5 separate regions of the Homo sapiens genome follow, and all the other regions are linked to region 1. The links are chromatin contacts, found by Hi-C or POLR2A ChIA-PET in ENCODE. All regions are on one chromosome and are shown on one strand. Each heading gives the region's core, a stretch centred on a gene start or an enhancer-like site at or near the end of the contact. The rest is flanking DNA. Distances are from core to core; before and after follow the strand shown.

What was found. A loop is a pair of places that touch in the nucleus more often than their neighbours do. ChIA-PET counts read pairs that join two places held with the same protein, here RNA polymerase II (POLR2A). Pooled maps may share reads with other maps.
Region 2: a loop to region 1 is called in a map of naive thymus-derived CD4-positive, alpha-beta T cell, with 4 times the contacts of the local background. The contact joins the enhancer-like site here to the promoter of HNRNPAB in region 1. A Hi-C loop is called at or near these places in 1 of 168 maps with a recorded cell type or tissue (naive thymus-derived CD4-positive, alpha-beta T cell) and 2 of 50 pooled maps. POLR2A ChIA-PET finds 5 or more read pairs at or near these places in 3 of 52 experiments (GM10248, H1 and activated naive CD4-positive, alpha-beta T cell).
Region 3: a map of naive thymus-derived CD4-positive, alpha-beta T cell shows a loop between it and region 1 (16-fold over the local background). The contact joins the promoter of HNRNPH1 here to the promoter of HNRNPAB in region 1. A Hi-C loop is called at or near these places in 1 of 168 maps with a recorded cell type or tissue (naive thymus-derived CD4-positive, alpha-beta T cell), 1 of 37 single-sample maps with no recorded cell type and 16 of 50 pooled maps. POLR2A ChIA-PET finds 5 or more read pairs at or near these places in 10 of 52 experiments (A549, AG04450, CD4-positive, alpha-beta T cell and 7 more).
Region 4: a loop to region 1 is called in a pooled map, with 7 times the contacts of the local background. The contact joins the promoter of MGAT4B here to the promoter of HNRNPAB in region 1. A Hi-C loop is called at or near these places in 1 of 168 maps with a recorded cell type or tissue (naive thymus-derived CD4-positive, alpha-beta T cell), 1 of 37 single-sample maps with no recorded cell type and 4 of 50 pooled maps. POLR2A ChIA-PET finds 5 or more read pairs at or near these places in 2 of 52 experiments (HepG2 and PC-9).
Region 5: a loop to region 1 is called in a pooled map, with 10 times the contacts of the local background. The contact joins the promoter of ZNF346 here to the promoter of HNRNPAB in region 1. A Hi-C loop is called at or near these places in 6 of 50 pooled maps. POLR2A ChIA-PET finds 5 or more read pairs at or near these places in 2 of 52 experiments (GM10248 and GM12878).

What each region holds. Positions count from the first base shown.
Region 1 is chr5:178,202,182-178,206,176 of GRCh38, forward strand. It overlaps HNRNPAB (heterogeneous nuclear ribonucleoprotein A/B), which reads left to right and starts at 2,352. Exons shown (of 8, transcript NM_031266.3): 1 at 2,352-2,559; 2 at 2,634-2,865; 3 at 3,661-3,829. The coding sequence starts at 2,657. RefSeq lists silencers at 2,166-2,235, 2,536-2,755, 2,776-2,885, 2,916-3,325.
Region 2 is chr5:177,115,032-177,118,527 of GRCh38, forward strand. No RefSeq gene overlaps it. Among named protein-coding and RNA genes, the nearest start is that of NSD1, 17 kb to the right of the region's middle. Within about 2 kb of position 1,985, at least 23 of the 41 ENCODE cell types and tissues checked have a DNase peak (open chromatin) inside an H3K27ac peak, as active enhancers do.
Region 3 is chr5:179,622,095-179,625,748 of GRCh38, forward strand. HNRNPH1 (heterogeneous nuclear ribonucleoprotein H1) reads right to left here and starts at 1,577. Exons shown (of 14, transcript NM_001257293.2): 1 at 1,501-1,577; 2 at 943-1,070. The coding sequence starts at 1,039. All of the region lies in intron 4 of LOC128966623 (a long non-coding RNA gene), which reads left to right. RefSeq lists enhancers at 1,349-1,518, 1,574-1,868, 1,618-2,403, 2,404-3,188.
Region 4 is chr5:179,804,832-179,808,646 of GRCh38, forward strand. MGAT4B (alpha-1,3-mannosyl-glycoprotein 4-beta-N-acetylglucosaminyltransferase B) reads right to left here and starts at 2,035. Exons shown (of 15, transcript NM_014275.5): 1 at 1,656-2,035. The coding sequence starts at 1,752. It also overlaps a transcript of SQSTM1 not described here. RefSeq lists silencers at 890-1,309, 1,320-1,449, 1,580-1,649, 1,880-2,439, 2,610-2,779 and an enhancer at 1,191-1,852.
Region 5 is chr5:177,020,340-177,023,989 of GRCh38, forward strand. ZNF346 (zinc finger protein 346) reads left to right here and starts at 2,357. Exons shown (of 7, transcript NM_012279.4): 1 at 2,357-2,574. The coding sequence starts at 2,400. It also overlaps a transcript of UIMC1 not described here. RefSeq lists enhancers at 2,061-2,598, 2,122-2,171, 2,599-3,135 and a silencer at 2,572-2,721.

The DNA.
Region 1 (3,995 bases), core at 1,102-3,601:
CTTGCCCACCTGGGTATGGGTATCCCAGCTGCACTTGATTGTTACTTTGGGGGAAGGCAGTACAGTGTGAGCTAAATCTTCGGACTTTCCTAGAGAAGCCTGAAATCCACGTATCTTCATTTTTCATTCTCAGGGCAACTCCAGTGCCTGGGTGGAGTTAGTGCCTGAGTTGGTTGTGTAGCTTTGGGCCGCTGCTCTTGACTTCAGTTTTCTCATTTAAAATTGGTGATCCACCTGAGATCAGGAGTTCAAGACCAGCCTGGTCAACATGGTAAAACCCCATCTCTACTAAAAATACAAAAATTAGCCCGGCATGGTGGAACACACCTGCAATCCCAGCTACTCAGGAGGCTGAGGCAGGAGAATCGCTAGAACCTGGGAGGTGGAGGTTGCTGTGAGCTGAGATGGCTCCACTGTACTCCAGCCTGGGCGACAGAGCGAGACCCCCGTCTCAAAGAAAAAAAAAACCTGGTGATCTAGCTGGGCAACATAGGGAGACCCTGTGTTTACAAAAAATTCGCTTGGCGTGGTGGCCACGTTTCTGGTTCCAGCTACTTGGGAGGCTGAGGCAGGAGGCTCATTTGAGCCCGGGAGGTTGAAGCTGCAGTAAGCCGTGATCGTGCCACTGGACTCCAGCCTGGGTTACAGAACAAAACCTTGTGTCAAAAAATAAAATAAATAAAATTGGTGACCATACCACCTTACTTTGGTTGTTAAGATACAGAAGAGAAAATGGAATGCCCAGCCCACCACACTGGTCCTGGCTGCAGGAATCCACTGGAAACGCTAGTTCCTTGTGTTCTGGGTTGCTATTTGGTAACCTGCAGGCTCCAGAGGTTGTAATCCTGCTTGCCTTGGGGCCCACCACCCATATGATTAAAAGGAATAACGGGATTACCGAGGCCTTTAAAATTTTGTGGTCAAGGAGATAATATAAAGGAGTTTTGTGTATTAGGAAGAGAACAACGCCCCCACCCTGTCCTTTACCTCGTGAGTTCACGAGTGGTGTATTTGTTTTGTTTTGTTTTTGAGACGATGTCTCGCTCTGTCGCCCAGGCTGGAGTGCAGTGGCGAGATCTCGGCTCACTGCAAGCTCCGCCTCCCGGGTTCACGCCATTCTCCTGCCTCAGCCTCCCGGTAACTGGGACTACAGGCGCCCACCACCACGCCCGGCTAATTTTTTTGTATTTTTAGTAGAGACGGGGTTTCACCATGTTCGCCAGGATGGTCTCGATCTCCTGACCTCGTGATCCGCCCGCCTGGACCTCCCAAAGTGCTGGGAGTACAGGCGGGAGCCACCGCGCCCGGCCTCCGTATTTGTTTAAAAAAAAAAAAAAAAAAAAAAAGGCCGGGCGCGGTGGCTCACGCCTGTAATCCCAGTACTTTGGGAGGCCCAGGCGGGCGGATCACGAGGTCAGGAGATCGAGACCATCCTGGCCAACATGGTGAAACCCCGTCTCTACTAAAAAAACAAAAAAATTAGCCGGGCGTGGTGGCGCATGCCTGTAATCCCAGCTACTCGGGAGGCTGAGACAGGAGAATCGCTTGAACCCGGGAGGCGGAGGTTGCGGTGAGCCGAGATCGCGCCATTGCACTCCAGTCTGGGCGACAAGAGCAAGACTCCATCAAAAAAAAAAAAATAATAAAAAGGAAGAAAAAGAAAGACAAATGATTTACAGGAAAAAATTTAAGTAAACAAAAGTACAAATGCGATGTCAATCGTTCAGGTGGTGCCAGGGGACAGAGAACCGGGGAACACCAAGGTCTCATCGTCCCTGCAGAGCATCTCTGGGGGAGGCGACGGACAGGGCGCGAGCGCGGGGCTTGGAGGGCACCAAGGTCCAGGGGGATGGCGGGTTCAGTCCCAATCCCTCCGACCCGTGCTGAGGGCCTTGGAGGACCCCACTCGCCCAACCTCGGAAGCCCGGGTTCTGCCACTTCCAGCCACGCGTCCTTGGGCTGCGAAACTTTCTCCAGCCCAGTTTCCTCTTTTGGGACATGGGGAGGCGGAGGCTGCCAATGCTGGGATGGAGTCCTCGAGAGCAAGAGACCAGCGGCCTCGACGAGCTTACAATCCGATTAGGCCCTCCCACCGATGTGCTGTAGCTGCCCGCCGCCCTGGACCCGGCGCCGTCCCGCCCGGCTTCGGGAGCCCTCCGTAGCGGCCGGACTCGCGCGCGTTCTAAAATGAGGACAAAGCCCGCCCAGGTCTAGAGCGCGCGCGCCGTGGCGGCCAATGGGACGCTGAAGCTAGGTTGAGTGACGGACTTGAGCAGCCAATGAGTGTGCAGTTTGTTGCGATGTGGCACCCGGCTCCGGCATTATAAAGGGCGCCACGAGTCGGCATTGTCAGGCGGCGGCACCGCGCGGGACGGAGCTTGGCTGTTGGTCGGTGGGTTCCCGTGCGGCGGCGGCCAAGGAGGAGGAGACACAGTTGGAGCAGCTCCGTGGGCTGACTGGGGCGAGGCCTCAGCAGCGCGAGCTTGAGTGCGGCCGAGCCTGCGGCGCCTTCCCCTGCGGGTGGGGACGAGCGGGCCCCGCGGCGTCATCGGCGGCGAGGTGAGCGGCGGCCGGCGGGCGGGAGCTCTGGCGGGAGCCGCGCCGGCCTGACGCGCTGTCGCCGCTGGTTGCAGGAGCCGCCGCGCCTCGGCCTAGCATGTCGGAAGCGGGCGAGGAGCAGCCCATGGAGACGACGGGCGCCACCGAGAACGGACATGAGGCCGTCCCCGAAGGCGAGTCGCCGGCCGGGGCTGGCACGGGCGCCGCGGCGGGGGCTGGAGGCGCGACCGCGGCGCCCCCGAGCGGGAATCAGAACGGCGCCGAGGGCGACCAGATCAACGCCAGCAAGAACGAGGAGGACGCGGGGTAGGTGCGGCCGCGGGCGGACGGGGGCGCCGCCTTTGTTCCGGGGCCGCCTTTTGTTGGCGCCACGCGGCGGGGGGAGGGGCGGCGGCCTGGCCCGGGTCGGGGCTGGTGCGGCCCGCGGACTGTCGCCGCTGCGTTCGCGGGCCGGGCCTGGCGCTGCCACTCGCGCTGGAGTTTGCGGGAGTTTGTTGGGTCGACTTTGGCGCCGCCCCGGGGCCGCTCGCGCGCTGCCAGGGCCAGGGCCAGGGCCGGAGCCGGCGCAGGGGCGGGCGGATGGCCCGGAAGAGGGAAAGCGCTCGGACCCGGGGCCCGGCGGCGTCTTGGGCCGCGCCGGCGGCTGCGTGGGCGGAGTTGGCGCGAGCCGGGGCCCGGACCTCCCTCCTCCGCCTCTCCCGGGGGCGGAGTCACGGTCTGAACCCTGGGCGGGCTTGGTCCCCGGAAACATCGAGTTCCTTGAAACGAGTTCTCAGGAGTTGGTGGAGACGCTGGCCCTTTGCTACATGGTTGTAGAACACATGAATTTCCAGTTATGAGTGGTTAGGTCCCATACCCCTGGTGAGGTGGTCCCTTCTTTGCTTCTCACAGGCTGGGGCTGCAGAGCCTTGTTAAGCCTCGTTAGGGTCCTGGTTGAGTTCAATTTGGAGGGTAGTGGAGATTTAACATCTTTCTAAGGTGCTCCTTGCAGACTCTAAGGGTAGCTGTAGACTTCGTGAGAACTTTGCCAGGGCCAGTCCTTTCCAAAATCACAGCTTGCTTACAAGACTTGTTGCCGTGTGTCTCACCCTACCATTTCAGAAAAATGTTCGTTGGTGGCCTGAGCTGGGATACTAGCAAAAAAGATTTAAAAGACTATTTTACTAAATTTGGAGAGGTCGTTGACTGTACAATAAAAATGGATCCCAACACTGGACGGTCAAGAGGGTTTGGGTTTATCCTGTTCAAAGATGCAGCCAGTGTGGAGAAGGTAAGCTGGGTACTGGATTTCAGCAGTCTCAGTGGAAACGATTTGAATTCTAAGAGGACACCTTTCTTAAAGCATGACTAGTTTGTGTGGTCTGCATGTGATTTAAGTGCTTTGGGCAAAACCCAAAGCCGGAGGTTATGTTCCGGTTTTTGAGGGGATGAAAATA
Region 2 (3,496 bases), core at 735-3,234, 1.1 Mb before region 1:
AGTACAGAGTAATGAAGTACACACTGTGTGCTTGTCACAATAGACAGCACTACAAGCTCTTGCATGCAGCAATAAAGAAATATTTATTAATGGTAACTTGTGTGCTGGGCGAGGTGGCTCACACCTGCAATCCCAGCACTTTGAGAGGCTGAGGCGGGCGGATCACATGAAATCTGGAGTTTGAGACCAGACTGGCAAACATGGCGAAACCCCATCTCTACTAAAAATACAAAAAGATTATCCAGGCATGGTGGCACACACCTGTAATCCCAGCTAGCTACTAGGGAGGCTGAGACAGGAGAATCGCTTGAACCTGGGAGGCGGAGGTTGCAGTGAGCCAAGATGGCGCCACTGCACTCCAGCCTGGGCGATGGAGTGACTTTCTTAAAAAAGCAAAACAAAACAAAAAACACCTAATGTTGGCCGGACGTGGTGGCTCATACCTGTAACCCCAACACTTTGGGAGGCCAAAGCGGGCGGATCACTTGAGGTCAAGAGTTCGAGACCAGCCTGGCCAACATGGTGAAACCCCATCTCTACTAAAAATACAAAAATTAGTGGGGTGTGGTGGCGCACATCTGTAATTCCAGCTACTAGGGGCGCTGAGGCAGGAGAATTGCTTGAACCCGGGAGGTGGAGGTTGCAGTGAGCCGAGATCAGGTCACTGCCCTCCAGCCTGGGCGATAGATCGAGAATTTGTCTTAAAAAAAAAAAAAAAAAAAAGGCCAGGCACGGTGGCTCACGCCTGTAATCCCAACACTTTGGGAGGCCGAGGTAGGCGGATCACAAGGTCAGGAGTCCGAGACCAGCCTGGCCAACATGGTGAAACCCCCGTCTCTACTTAAAAAATACAAAAATTAGCCGGGCATGGTGGCGTGCGCCTGTAATCCCAGCTACTCGGGATGCTGAGGCAGGAGAATCGCTTGAAACCGGGAGGCGCAGGTTGCAGTGAGCCGATTTCGCGCCACTGCACTCCAGCCTGAGCGACAGAGCGAGACTTCAACTGAAAAAAATATGTCTGTATATAAAGATATAGATATTTACTATAAATAAGCACACAGCTTAATACATATTTATTGAATGAATGGCTTATGTTGAGCCTGAGTTGTCTGTGAGATTCCCAGGTAGTGAATTTGGGGCTGTGGGACAAATCTAGGCTAGATTGAGGCCCCAGCATTGCTGGCATCTAGGGAATGCACGTGCTGAGTGGATGACGATCCCTCGTGGAAACTGGGTGAATAATAAGCAAATGGGCCTGGGATGGGGCACTGCGACACCTTTGTTTGTCAGGCAGGGAAAAGGGGAGACATGCCCATGACATGGAGGCATAGAGAAGGGTTTGTGAGAATTAGGAGGGATCAGGTAGGAGTGGGATGGCCTGGAAACCTGGTTGGTTCAAGTAGGGTAAAGAGTCAAATGCTTCTCAGAGTAAAGCAGCAAAGATGGTGAAACGTCACCGGATTTGGCTACAGCGGCACTACTGGTGATCTGAAGCCAGGGTGCAGTGGGATCAGGAGGAAGATGAGGAAGAGGGGACAGGACAGTGGAGGGAAGGAGAAGCAGAGCCTGGTTGCAGGGTAGTTGACATTTTTCTCGGCCGTTTGTGGGCTGCCGGGAAGGAGCAAGAAGACAGGAAAGGGTTGGCGCTCCAGAGGCGAGAGAGGAGAAAGGGACACAAAAACCCATGGAAGCAATAGGGCGGGACTCAAAGCCCACGAGGAGGGCCGGCCCAGTTGTTCTCTGTCTCGTTTTCTAAGCGCTGCGGCAGGGCTGGTGGTGAATTCAGATAAACAGGCACAAAGGGCCAGTGGGGTCGCTAGCAAGATCTGGGACACGCTGAAAGTTAATAGGAATTGGCTGCCCTTTGCCGGCGCAACCCAACGTACAAAGATGATCTTTTCTGAGGCTCCACCGCCGCAGAGCCCTTCGCGCGGCCCACGGCACCAGCCGCCGCTGATTGGCCCGTGGCAGCCACCTGACCGAACGGACCAATAGGAGGCGTTCTCCCAGGAATGCGGCCCGCGTGTGGCCGGGAGCGGAAGCCCGACCTGAGTGCGGCAGGGCCCAGAGGCTGTGCTGGCCACGTGCACCCGGCTGGATTCCGCGGGCGCCGAACTGGGAGTGTGGAGCCGGGTCTCCCACTACCCTGTTCCGCCGGCCGAGGGAGTTGGGGAGGCCGCCTGTCCCAGACGCCCGGACCCTGTGTCCTTCTGATAAATTCCCCCTTTTTCTCTCGCTGGCTTCTGGGGCCATGTCCTTTTTACCCCCTCTGGTCCAAAGTAGTGTTTTAGGAGATTTGGAAGCAAGCAGAACCAAGTTGAAATTACTTGCTCCGCTGGGCGCGGTGGCTCACACCTGCAATCTCAGCACTTTGGGAGGTCTAGGCGGGCGGATTGCTTTAGCTCAGGAGTTTGAGACCAGCCTGGGCAACATGGCGAAACCGCGTCTCCACTAAAAAATACAAAAGTTAGCCGGGCGTGGTGGCGCGTGCCTTTACTTCCAGTTACCCTGGAGGCCGAGGTGAGGGGATCACTTGAGCCCGGGCCTTCTAGGGTGCAGTGAGCGGTGATGGCGCCACTGCACTCCAGCCTGAGCGACAGACTCCGTCTCAAACAAACAAAAATTAGCCGGGGATGGGGATGGCGGTGCGCGCCTGTGGTCCCAGCTACTCCGGTGGCCGAGGAGGGAGGATCACTTGAGCAAGAGTGGGCAGGCTGTGGTGAGCCGAGATCACGCCACAGCGCTCCAGGCTGGTCGAAAAAGTGAGGCCTTGCCTCAAAAATAAATAAATAAATAAATAAATAAATGCTGGGCATGGTGGCTCACTCCTGTAATCCCAAATAAATGCCGGGCCGGGTGGCTCATGCCTGTAATCCCAGCACTGTGGGAGTCCAAGGCGGGCAGATTGCTTGAGCTCAGGAGTTTGAGGCCAGCCTGCGCAACATGGCAAAACCCGTCTCTACCAAAAAATACAAAAATTAGCAGAGCGTGGTGGCGTGTGCCTGTGGTCCCAGATACTCGGGAGGCTGAGGCGGGAGGATCGCTTGAGCCCAGAAGGCAGAGATAGCAGTGAGCTGAGATCACACCACTGCACTCCAGCCTGGGTGACGGGGCAAGACCCTGTTTCAAAAAAAGAAAAGAAAGAAAAATTACTTGCTTACCATGTGACCTAGGACAAGTGTTTAACTTCACTGAACCTCAGATACCTCTTCTGGAAAATGGGACTACTAATACCTACTTCAGTATCTTTGTGAAGATTGTAAAGTCTCGTACCTGGCACACTGTGAGCTCCCAAAACACGTTGGTAACAGTTTTTATGATTGTGGATAGTCCTACCTTAGAGGAAGTCACAATCTCATCACACACGGCCTTGTACTAAGGCTTTTTCTTCCTACTGCCCCTTACTAGAATGTACACTGCTTGTTAACAACAGTGTAACCATATGACTTTTGAGTCTTCCAATTCCACAGTCCCTTCACTTGGTCTAACAAGGGGA
Region 3 (3,654 bases), core at 327-2,826, 1.4 Mb after region 1:
ATTCTGATAGAAAATATTCAGGAAACCTATGTACTGCAAAAACACTTCCCTGGGCTTCAGTGTCTTCAACTGTATAGTGAGCCAGATTAAGAACTAGATAAGAAAACACTCTTCAATTATCAAATCTTGATTAGGAAAACTGAAATTAAGACGTGACATTTTAACTTTCCGAAGAATGCTCCTTTTTAAGAAAACACCAAAACTGGAAACAAGAGGTTACACTTCAAGATATTGCAAAACATTACTATTATTTGTCTAATCACTCGGCCATTTTCTCAAGATTGAGGAGGAAATCCCACCTATGCCAATTTATCCTTTCGAAAAAAGACACCCGGGCCAGGCGCGGTGGCTCACGCCTGTAATCCCAGCATTTTGGGAAACCGAGGTGGGCGGATCACTTGAGGTCAGATGTTCGAGACCAGCCTGGCCAAAATAGTGAAACCCCGTCTCTACTAAAAATACAAAAATTAGCCGGGCGTGGCGGTGCGCGCCTCTAGTCCCAGACACTCGGGAGACTGAGGCAGGAGAATCGCTTGAACCCAGGAGGCGGAGGTTGCAGTGAGCCGAGAACGCGCCACTGCACTCCAGCTTGGGTGACAGAGACTCCAACTCAAAAGAAAAAGAAAAAAAGACACCCATAAAAGAAAAGCTGGTGTTCAAAGATAGGTAAAGAAAACAAAGTCTGCCAAACCTGCCGCACTCCCCCAAGGGCCAGGAGGACGGGCGGGGCTTTCGAAATTTCCATTGCGTAACAGCGGGCCGCCGGGCGCGAGCAGCACAGCGGTGAGTGTAGTCGCCCGCGCCTCGCCAGGGGGCGCCCCGGGTCCCACCCGGCCCGGCCCGGCCCGGCCCGCCCCGCCCCGCCCCGCCCCAGCCCGGCCGCCCGCCAGCCCGCCCGCCCCGGCCTCGAACTCGAACTCCCGCGTCCTAGTTCTAACTCACCAGAAAAAAACCTCTGCACTTCATCGGCCGAGCAAGACCAGGGCAAGCCCCGGACCTTCACCACGAATCCCTCTCCACCTTCCGTGCCCAACATCATCGTCTCTTACGCGGTCCGGCGTCGAAACAAACTGCAAAGCGGGGAGGACCAGAACTGAGAGCGCCAATTAAGCTGTCCTTCGCCTCCGAGGCGCGCCCGGGCCCGCACCGCCCCCCCACGGAGCAAAAACCGGGCGGATGCACCCACCCCGGCGACTCCAACACCTCCTCGTCCGGCGACCGGACCCCCAAAGCTGTCCTGAGCAACAGCTGTCGGCGCCCCGAACCGTGGGGGCCCGGGCCGAGAGCCAGCGTAGAGGAAAGGAAATGGCGGCGGCCGCTTCCGCTCCGCCTCCTCCGACTTCTCACACAATAGAGTCGGCGCGGCCTGCAGGCCTCAGCGGCGGTGCCGAGATTCAGCGAACCACTCGCGGCTCTCGACGGCAGCCTGCAGCTCGCCAAGGTCCCCGTGGCCCTCCCAGAGATATGGGGACAAACAATCCTCGCAAAAACGGTACCCACCGTGGTCGCTGAACTGCAAGCGAGGACCCACCGCGACTCACCTAGACACGCGACTTCTGCGTGGCTAAGACGAAATGGCCAGCGGGCGCCTGCGCAACCTAAATAAGGTCCCTTGTGCGAGTTCTGCGCACGCGCAGCCAGCTGCCCGCACCGCCCCGTTGCGTCACAAAGAGCTCTGGCGCATGCGTAATTTCAAGAGCCAGCCCACCTCCCGCCGGCGGATTATTACACGCTTGGGTTTTGGGCTCAGCACCCCCACCCATAAACCCGCCGGGCTTTTTGTTGCGCCTGCGCCTTCCCGCGAATATTGAACTTCGGAGTCCTAGCGGTTTATAATTATTTCATGCGCATGCGTCTTCCTTGAAACCGTTCTCTAGCCTTACCCGCCAGCGTGGGGGAGGGGAATGGCGGCCGCCTGTTCCCTATGGGACTGTATAGGAGTCCCGAGCTCTGGGTTGTGATGAGGTGGGCGTCTTTCTACCCCTTGCCCCCAGGCTCTTACCGGCGCGCTCCTGGCCGACCTGAAAGGAGGGGCGCGGCCTTCAGGCGTTCCCACTCCCCGCGCCGCCTGTCTTCCCTTTATCCCCAAACCGGCCGAAGCTGGTCAGCTGCAGATTGTCGAACGTCCTGGGAGCTGCGGGGCTGCGGACGTCCCGCGCCCGAAGCCACCCGTATGGTGCCTGGGGCACGTCCCAGCCCTGTGTGCCTCCACTTCCCCTTACCTGCCGTCGTCGGGCCTAGGGCCCCGGTCGGCGCGAGGTTTCCGTGCCTGTGGCTCGCGCCTGTACCCAGCTTTTGCCTAACGAATTCGCACCCTGTGTACCCCTTGACCCGCCTAACGGTCGGCAGGCCTTGACTGCCCTGGGGCCCTGGCACGAGGAGGGATCGCGAGCGCGGGCTCCACGGGTGCGCGCCGGCCTCTGCGCTCGGTAGGTTACCGCTGCATCTCCCAGAGCAGAATTGGTAAGAGTGCGTCCATTCACCAGGCGTAGACGCTGCATTCGAGGAGGCCCCCGGGTCACCCCATGTGCACACATGCTGCGAGATGACTAATGTTCGTGGTTTCTAGCAGCACTGCCCAAAACCTAAGATGCCGTAGCCTCCCAGGCCTCCCCATGTCTGATTTGGCTGCCTTCCTCACCCCAGCTTTAGTGGACACAGACAATACACAAATTAACAATAAGGTAGTGCTGGACCCTGCCGCAGAGCTACCTTAGCTAGTGCAAGCCTGAGTGCCACCCTGGGAAGATGCGGACAAAGCATGTTTCCAACCCCAGTGCCACAGAGTCCGAATCCAGTTTTGACAGGTTTGAGAAAAAGTAGAGAGGACATCAAAAGAAAGACAGGAGCCCAGAGCTAAGCAGGGCCTGATCTTCAAAGGCCACTTAGGCCTTGGCAAGGGTGTTATCTCCGAGAGAAGGCTTTGGCAGGTGATCAGCAGGGGAGCCGTAAACCCTGTGTAAAGGAAAACTCTTGCTGGATGTGAGGGGGATGCAGATGGAGCAGGCAGGGTGAATGACGGTACATACCAGGCCCTCTACTACAAACTGAACTAGAAGCACACACCTGTGGTACCATTTCAGAAGGCACTTTGGCTGAGGTAATCAAGAAGAGAGTCCGGCCAGGTGCGGTGGCTCACTCGTGTAATACCAGCATTTTGGGAGGCCGAGGCAGGCAGATCACTTGAGATCAGGAGTTTCAGACCAGCTTGGCCAACATGGTGAAACCCCATCTCTACTAAAGATACAAAAATTATCTATGCATGCACACGCCTGTAATCCCAGCTACTCTGGAGGCTGAGGCAGGAGAATCACCTGAACCCAGGAGGCAGAGGAAGCAGTGAGCTGAGATCACACCACTGCCCTCCAGCCTGGGCTACAAAGACTCCCTCTCAAAAAAAAAAAAAAAAAAAAATTAGCCAGGCATGGTGATGCATGCCTGTAATCCCAACCACTTGGCAAGACTGAGGCAGGAGAATCACTTAAACCCAGGAGGCAGCAGTTGCAGTCAGCTGAGATCACGCCATTGCACTCCAGCCTGGGCAATAAGAGCAAAACTCCGTCTCAAAAAAAAAAAAAAAAAGAATAGTAGTAAGGTAGAATACATTTCATACACTTATAGCCAATTCTCTTATATATAAATTGTCCAACTTAT
Region 4 (3,815 bases), core at 785-3,284, 1.6 Mb after region 1:
CAGATTCCCAGCTTCTCTTGAGGCCTCCAAAGACCTGGTACTACTGGGTCACCACAGAAACAGTGACAGCCCCTCGACAAGGGAGGCCTATGTCACCCCATACTCATACCTCACAGGATCCTTAGGCTTCTATCCCCTAGGGGCTGGGCTCGTGAATCTAAGTGCTCCCCTTCTTTGCTCTCCTGTTCCCCAGGCCCTCAGAGAGCCAGCCTCCTGGATGCCCCCCAGACACAGTGGGTGCCATGGAGCCAGTGCCTCTCCCTCACTCTGCTGTCCTGGAGCCTGGCTCCCTGTGGTAAGCCAGGCTTGCAGAGGTGGCTCCTGACATCAATCCGCGGGCATGTGGCTGCTGCGGGAGGCACACACTGGCTCAGGACAAAGGGCAAGGGCTCACGGCTCTACCCACGACTCAAAGAGCATGCCCCAGCCCTTCAGATATGGCCCCACCTAGGCCTTCATGCCAGTGTGCTTTTATAGTCACCCTGCCAAGGACCCAGAATGTCCTTCCCCAGGTGACACACCCTACCTACAGAGAATTCTGCCCCAGCCATGCCTGCCCTTGATAATATACCCCGCCAGCACGGCCTCTGCCCAGCCATCCCTCCCGTGTCAGGCAGGCTCCCCGCAGAGTCCCTGGGTGATGCCTCTCTGGCCCTGGAGCCCCAAGGCCAGCCCAGGCCTCTGCTCTGGCAGAACAAGTGCGGCAGGCGGGCGTGCTGGCAGAGCTCGGCGTGGGTAGATGGAGCTCGGAGGGTCCGGAAGGGTCCAGGTTCCCTCGCCCTCCTCCGCAGCCTCTCTGGGATGGCGCTCCGGGACAGGGAAACAGGGAAGCAGGTGGCGGGGAGGCCGAGGGGCAGCTGGACTCAGCCCGCTTAGGCCTCCAGCAGGCAGGCAGGCAGGAGGCCACTCTCCCGGAACCTCCAGGCCGGGGGAAGAGCGCCTCCGAGGGCTCAGGCCCTACTCGGCCCCACCATCGCCAAGACCGGCCAGCGGGGCGGCGCGGGGGGATCGGCCCGCACCCTCCGCCTGCAAGAGCGCTGGGCGCACGCGGAGGGCGGGGGCCAGCCCGGGAAGCTCGGGGTGCGGAGGACGGGCTGGGGCCGCACGGGAGCGCAGGGCAGCAGGGGCCGGGCTGCCTCAGGACGCCTCCCTCCCTCCCTCCCTCCCTCCCACAGGCCGGATGCTGCCGACGCGTTCTGGGCGCCGAAGGGAGTCCCAGGACCGGGTGTCACGCCGGGGTCGCCCAGGCCGGCGCGGGGCAGCAGGCAGCAGGGTGGGGGGGTGCCCTCGCGCCTGTGTCCCTCACGCCGCCCCAGCTCCTGCCCAGGTGGCTGTGGCTGGCGTTCCGGGACCTCTGTGACCTTGGGTCTCTGCCCCTCTCCGAGAACCCCACGGGTCCCCAGCTCAGCGTCGGGACAGCTGCGCCCGCGGAGTCCGGTCCGGAGCACCCACGGGCGCGGCCCGGGCCCGAGGAGAACGCCGCGGCTCCAGCAGCAAACAAGTGGGGGAGGGTGGGAGGGGCGTCCTCGCGCCGCCCGGGCGGGGAAGGGGCGCCTGCGTCGGCTTCCGGCCGCCTTCCGCGGCCACCGCCGGGCCCGCTCCCGCCGCCGACGCCCAGGTGCGCCAGGTGCGGGCCGGGCGGGGGTCGCGCTCACCTTTCTGGCCGCTGAGTGCCGCGTACCAGGACAGCGAGAGGAAGGCGCACAGGCAGAAGAGCAGCAGCGTCAGGAAGGTGCCATTGCGGAGCCTCATCTCCTCGGGTGCGCGGCGGGCGCCCGCGGGGCCGAGGCTGCATGGCCCGGGGGACCGGGGCCGGGGCGCAGGGGTCGGAAGGCGGCGGCGGCGGCGGCAGGGGCCCCGGCCCCGGGTCGGGGAGGGGCGGGGGGCCCGGGGCCGGGCGGGGACCGGGCCAGGGAGCGCGCCGGCCGCCCCTCAGGGCGCAAGCTTTGTGCCCTGTACTCAGGGAAGAGGAACAGGCTCAGAAGGGCAGAGGCAGGTATCAGGCTCACTGCAGATATCAGGGGCGCGGGACACTGGCGGCCTCGCCTCCGCGGCAGGGCCGGGCCGGGCCGGGCTGGGCTGGGCTGGGCGGCGAGAGCCGCGGCCCGGCCTGGATCTGGGGCCTGGATCTGGGGCCGCCGCGGAGTCGACGGCGCAGGGCGGGGCGGCCCGGATTTAAAGGGGCCGCAGCACCGCCGTCGCCGGCGCCGCGAGGGGGTGGGGTGGGGGCCGGCGGCCGGGATCCCGATCGGCTCCCGCAGCCCCGCGTGGGCTCGTGCGAGTCGGCCTCAGGTAAGGCTGGAGTGGGAGTGCAGGTCGACCGCAGCCGGGGCGGGGGGCGGGCGGCGGGGGCGGCGCTCCGGGACCCCGGTACCCTTCTCAGCAACATCTCCTCCGCGCGCGGACCCCGACCCCATTCGCACGTTCTCGGGGCTCTTTCCCGGGCGTGAGGGGCTCTGGGTGGCGCGGGGGACTGGGCGGTTGAAGCCGGGAGCGACCGCTGCCTTCGCTGCCGCCCAGGGCGCTTCCCCGCTCAGGAGCTTCCTCTGGGCCTCTGGACGGAGGCGCGCAGGGGCCCGGGAGGCGGGAACGATGGGCCTTTCTAGGCGGTATCAGGGCCGATGCTCGTGGATGCAGAGCAGTGACCAGCCCAGAACCGTACCGGCTTCCCGGGGCAGGGGCGGCCCGAGAGCGCCGCTAACGGGAGCAACGGGCCCTGCCCCCGGTGGTGTAGGGGCCACCTCGCCCCGCCCAGCCCAGCCCGATATTGATGGGGGCCCACGCCTTCATTGTTTTTTTGTTGTTGTTGTTTTTTGTTGTTTTTTGTTTGTTTGTTTTTGAGACGGAGTCTCGCTCTGTTGCCCAGGCTGCAGTGCAGTGGCGCAATCTCGGCTCACTGCACCCTCCGCCTCCCGGGTTCAAGCGATTCCCCTGCCCCAGCCTCCCGAGTAGCTGGGACTACAGGCGGCCGCCACCACACCTGGCTAATTTTTGTATTTTTAGTAGACACGAGGTTTCACCGTATTGGCCAGGCTGGTCTCGAACTCCTGACCTTGTGATCCGCCCGCCTCGGCCTCACAAAGTGCTGGGATTACAGGCGTGAGCCACCACGCACGGCCCATTTGCGTTCTAATTTCAGGCGTTCCTCAATCCTCTGTGGAACCAGGAAGGGCGCAAATTATAAAGGGACTGGCCCAGCGCCGCCTCTGGGCAGGCTTTGGGCAGCGCCTGGCCCGCTGCCGGCTTGGACCTCCCAGACCTAGGGGCCCGGTTCCTGGTGGAGGCTGCAGGGACCTCTGCCCCACCCGCCCGGGGGAGGCCCGAGGGGCTGGACTCAGACTGAGATTGAATGCGGCTTTGTCTTCCTAGTTCAGCCCCGGCCCACACCTGGGGCTGAGTGGAATCGGGAGCTTCGAGGGGTCTGGACAGAGAGATTGATGCCAAGAAGGGGGTGGCCGAGCCAGAGGTTGAAGTGGGCTGGATCCTGAGGCCCCCTGTTAAAGGAGAGGGCTCCCCACTCAGTGCTCCTGGAACTTTCCGAACTAGAGACTGGGACTTATAGGAGCCTTCTAGAGGAAACTGTCGTGTTTTCACAGGTGTCTTCTATTTGTGGCAAAGGATAATGGCTTTTCACTTAGGTTGTGACATAAAGGGCCTTAGAAATTGTTAATGAGTTACTTAATGTTAAAACTTAGTCACCCAGAGGCCGGGCGCGGTGGCTCATGCCTGTAATCCCAGCACTTTGTGAGGCCGAGGCAGGCGAATCACGAGGTCAGGAGATCGAGACCATCCTGGCTAACACGGTGAAACCCCGT
Region 5 (3,650 bases), core at 1,107-3,606, 1.2 Mb before region 1:
CTTCTCCTGATGCCACCCTGATTAATGTTCCTAACACATCATTCACCTGAGATGCAATCCTGTTTTATCTTCTCCTTAGCACTTATTATTGTTAACTTTTTTTGTTTTTGAGATGGAGTCTCGCTCTGTTGCCCAGGATGGAGTGCAGTGGCACGATCTCGGCTCACTGCAAGCTCCGCCTGCTGGGTTCACACCATTCTCCTGCCTCAGCCTCCCGAGTAGCTGGGACTACAGGCGCCCGCCACCACGCCCGGCTAATTTTTTTGTATTTTTAGTAGAAACGGAGTTTCACCATGTTAGCCAGGATGGTCTTGATCTTCTGACCTCGTGATCCACCTGCCTCGGCCTCCCAAAGTGCTGGATTACAGGCATGAGCCACTGCGCCAGGCCTACTGTTAACTTTCTTATTGTACTCTCCTCCACTACAATAAAAAATACTTTACTACAGCTTCCCTGTCTTGTTCACCACTATATTTCCATGCTCAAAATATCATCTAGCTCATAGTAAATTCTCCATAAGTATTTGAAAAAATGAGGTTGAAATAAGCTAGTAATATTAAAAGCTTCATTCATTAAACAAATGTTTTGTATATACCTAGGAGGGTCCAGGTTCTATTTCAAAGTGCTGGAGATTCAGGTGCAATGACAAGAGACAAAAGGCTACGCAAGGTGGCATGTGCCTGTAATCTCAGCATTTTGGGAGCCCGAGGCAGGCAGATTATGAGATCAGGAGTTTGAGATCAGCCTAGCTAACATAGTGAAACCCCGTCTCTACCAAAAATATAAAAATTAGCTGGGTGCCGTGGCATGTGCCTGTAATCCCAGCTACTCAGGAGGCTGAGGCTGGAGAATTGCTTGAACCCGGGAGACGGAAGCTGCAGTGAGCCGAGATCGCGTCACTGCACTCCAACCTGGCGACAGAGCAAAACTCTGCCTCAAAAACAATTTAAAAAAAGAAAGAAAAGAAAAGAGACAAAAATCCCTGCCTTCCTGGGGCTTGCCTTCTAGTCGGGAGACAGACAATAAGCAAGATAAAAGGTAAAATATAAAAGAAATAAAGCAGGAAAGAAGGACATGAAGTGTGTGTGGAAAAGTAACATTTTAGATGGGATAGCCAGACAAGGTATTTTAGATAGAGTAGCCAGAGAAGGAAGTGGGAGACTGAGCCATGAAGATATATGAGAGAAATTCACCCCAGGAGGCCTGGATAACTGGGACAGGAATTAAGGAGTTGGGGACTGAGTAACACATCAGGATCAGGGAGGTTAAGGGAAGTCAGATTGTACAGGGCCTTGTTGGTCGAAGTAAGGACTTTGGCTTTTTTTTTTTTTAGTCGGAGTTTCGCTCTTGTTGCCCAGGCTGGGGTGCAATGGCGCCAGCTCGGCTCACAGCAACCTCTGCCTCCCGGGTTCAAGCCATTCTCCTGGCTCAGCCTCCGAGTAGATGGGATTACAGGCATGTGCCACCACACCCGTCTAATTTTGTATTTTTAGTAGAGACGGGGTTTCTCCATGTTGGTCAGGCTGGTCTCGAACTCCGGACCTCAGGTGATCCGCCCCCCCTTAGCCTCCCAAAGTGCTGGGATTACAGGCGTGAGCCACCGCGCCTGGCCGGACTTTGGCTTTTACTAAGAGTGAGATGGGAAGCTGTTGGAGGATTTGAGAACCTAAGCGTCATGATCTGACTTGTCATAAGAGGATTCCTGGAACTGCTGTGCTGGGAATGCCAGTGAGGTTGCTACTACAATAACCTAGGCAAGAGATGGTGGCTCCCAAAGACACGGGAAGGAGCAGCTCTGGGGTTGGAAGATAAAATTTGGGGTCTGACAGCTACATTGGAGAAGCCTATTAGCCATTCGAGTGAACTGTGGAAGAGGCAACTGGATGTATACAGGTCCGGAGTCTCGGGGAAGATCAGAGCTGGGAGCTGGCACTTGGAACTCAACAAATAGTATGTATTATTAGCAGTAATATGGAACCTTAGCTGTACTACTACTTACTAGTAGCGAGCTCTTGAGTTAACCATTTTTAGGTTCTGGGCCTCAGTTTCCCTGTGAATGAAATGGCGAAAACACTCCCACATAACGGGACCTTGAGAACGAAATGAAAAGTATCAAGGGCTGACCGTGAGCAAGGTGAGAGCCATGAGCCAAAACCACACGAGCCTCTCCGGGAGGGGGGGGTCACTGCTGCGGAATCAGCGACAGGTTTCCGAATCCACGGCACACGCTCTGAGGTACCAGAGGTAGCAAAGCAAAATAAGCGCGGGGTCCCGCACGGCAGCGCGGGTGCAGCGCCCAAACCTCGCGAGATTTGTTGGCTGGGCCAAGTACCACCCACCAAATCTCGCGATACCTAGGCGCCTGAGAGGCTCTCTACCGGTGAGGGTTTGCGGGGAAGATGGAGTATCCCGCGCCGGCCACGGTGCAGGCCGCGGACGGCGGAGCGGCCGGGCCTTACAGCAGCTCGGAGTTGCTGGAGGGCCAGGAGCCGGACGGGGTGCGCTTTGACCGCGAGAGGGCGCGCCGCCTGTGGGAAGCCGTGTCCGGTGCCCAGCCGGTGGGTAGAGAGGAAGGTGAGTCGGGGGCTTTGGAGGCAGAAAGCCCCTCGCCCGCTGCGCGGCTCGCGGGGAACTGCGGAAGCGCCGACGGTCACACCCCCTGGCCCGCCTCCTTGCGTGCTGCGCCCCGGGACCCCCAGACTTGTGCTCCCCATCCGGGCGCGGGCACCCCAAGAATCGGGCCCCCAGCGCGCTGAGGGTGAAGGGCCGCTCACGCTCAGGCCCTGGGTTTTCCTCCTCCTCCTTCATCATTCACTACAGCGCAGTTTTTCCCACATTCGAGGACTGTCATCCCTATACTCGTCCTGTCGGAGACCTACAGTCTTTGCCATCCCGGTAAGCCAAGCCGAGTGCCCCTCACCACTCCTTGACTCCCCATCGTCCCAATCTCCAGATTTCCTCCTAGGGCCTCTCGCCTCCCTTCTCTCAAGCCCCACACTTCCGAGGGCTCTGGAAGGCCTTCTCCTTACCCCCTGGGTTCCTCCTGGTCTTGATGACTGAGCCCTGGCTTACCCGTTTTTAGCTCTCTGGCCTCTACTTGCTGGGTCCCTTATTCTAAGGTGGGGACAAGGAGCCTGAGAAACTGGTCTGGGTTTGCTTTGGCTCCAGCTTCTTTGTGTCCTACACTTGACCCAAAGTTGCTGAGAACAGTGTATGCAAAGCCACGTTAGGGGTCACTCCTGGGCCGAAGCGCCCCAGCTTGCTCTGCACTTGACCTGAGACTGGGTAAGATGGGATGAAAGAAAGAGAAGGATGGAAAAGAGCTGTCCTGACCTGCTTGTGTGACTCCCTTCACTGTCCTTTACAGAGCCAGCTGCTTGATGCTAACCCAGATGTACAAGAACTCTATCTGGGCTTCTCTGCTAACCTTGTCAGGTATCTGGAGGGAAATCAGATTTCTCCAGTGATTTGTTTGCTTGCTGAGCAGACTTGTCTTCGAAAGTTTAATATGCTATTTGTGAACTGACTGCCCTGGATAAAATTGGATAAAATTGAAATTTTGACCATATCTAAGGAAGGTACACAGACCTATACCCTGGTATATACTTCTCCAATTTAAAAACAAGTCTAGCCTGTCTCCTAAGTTTATA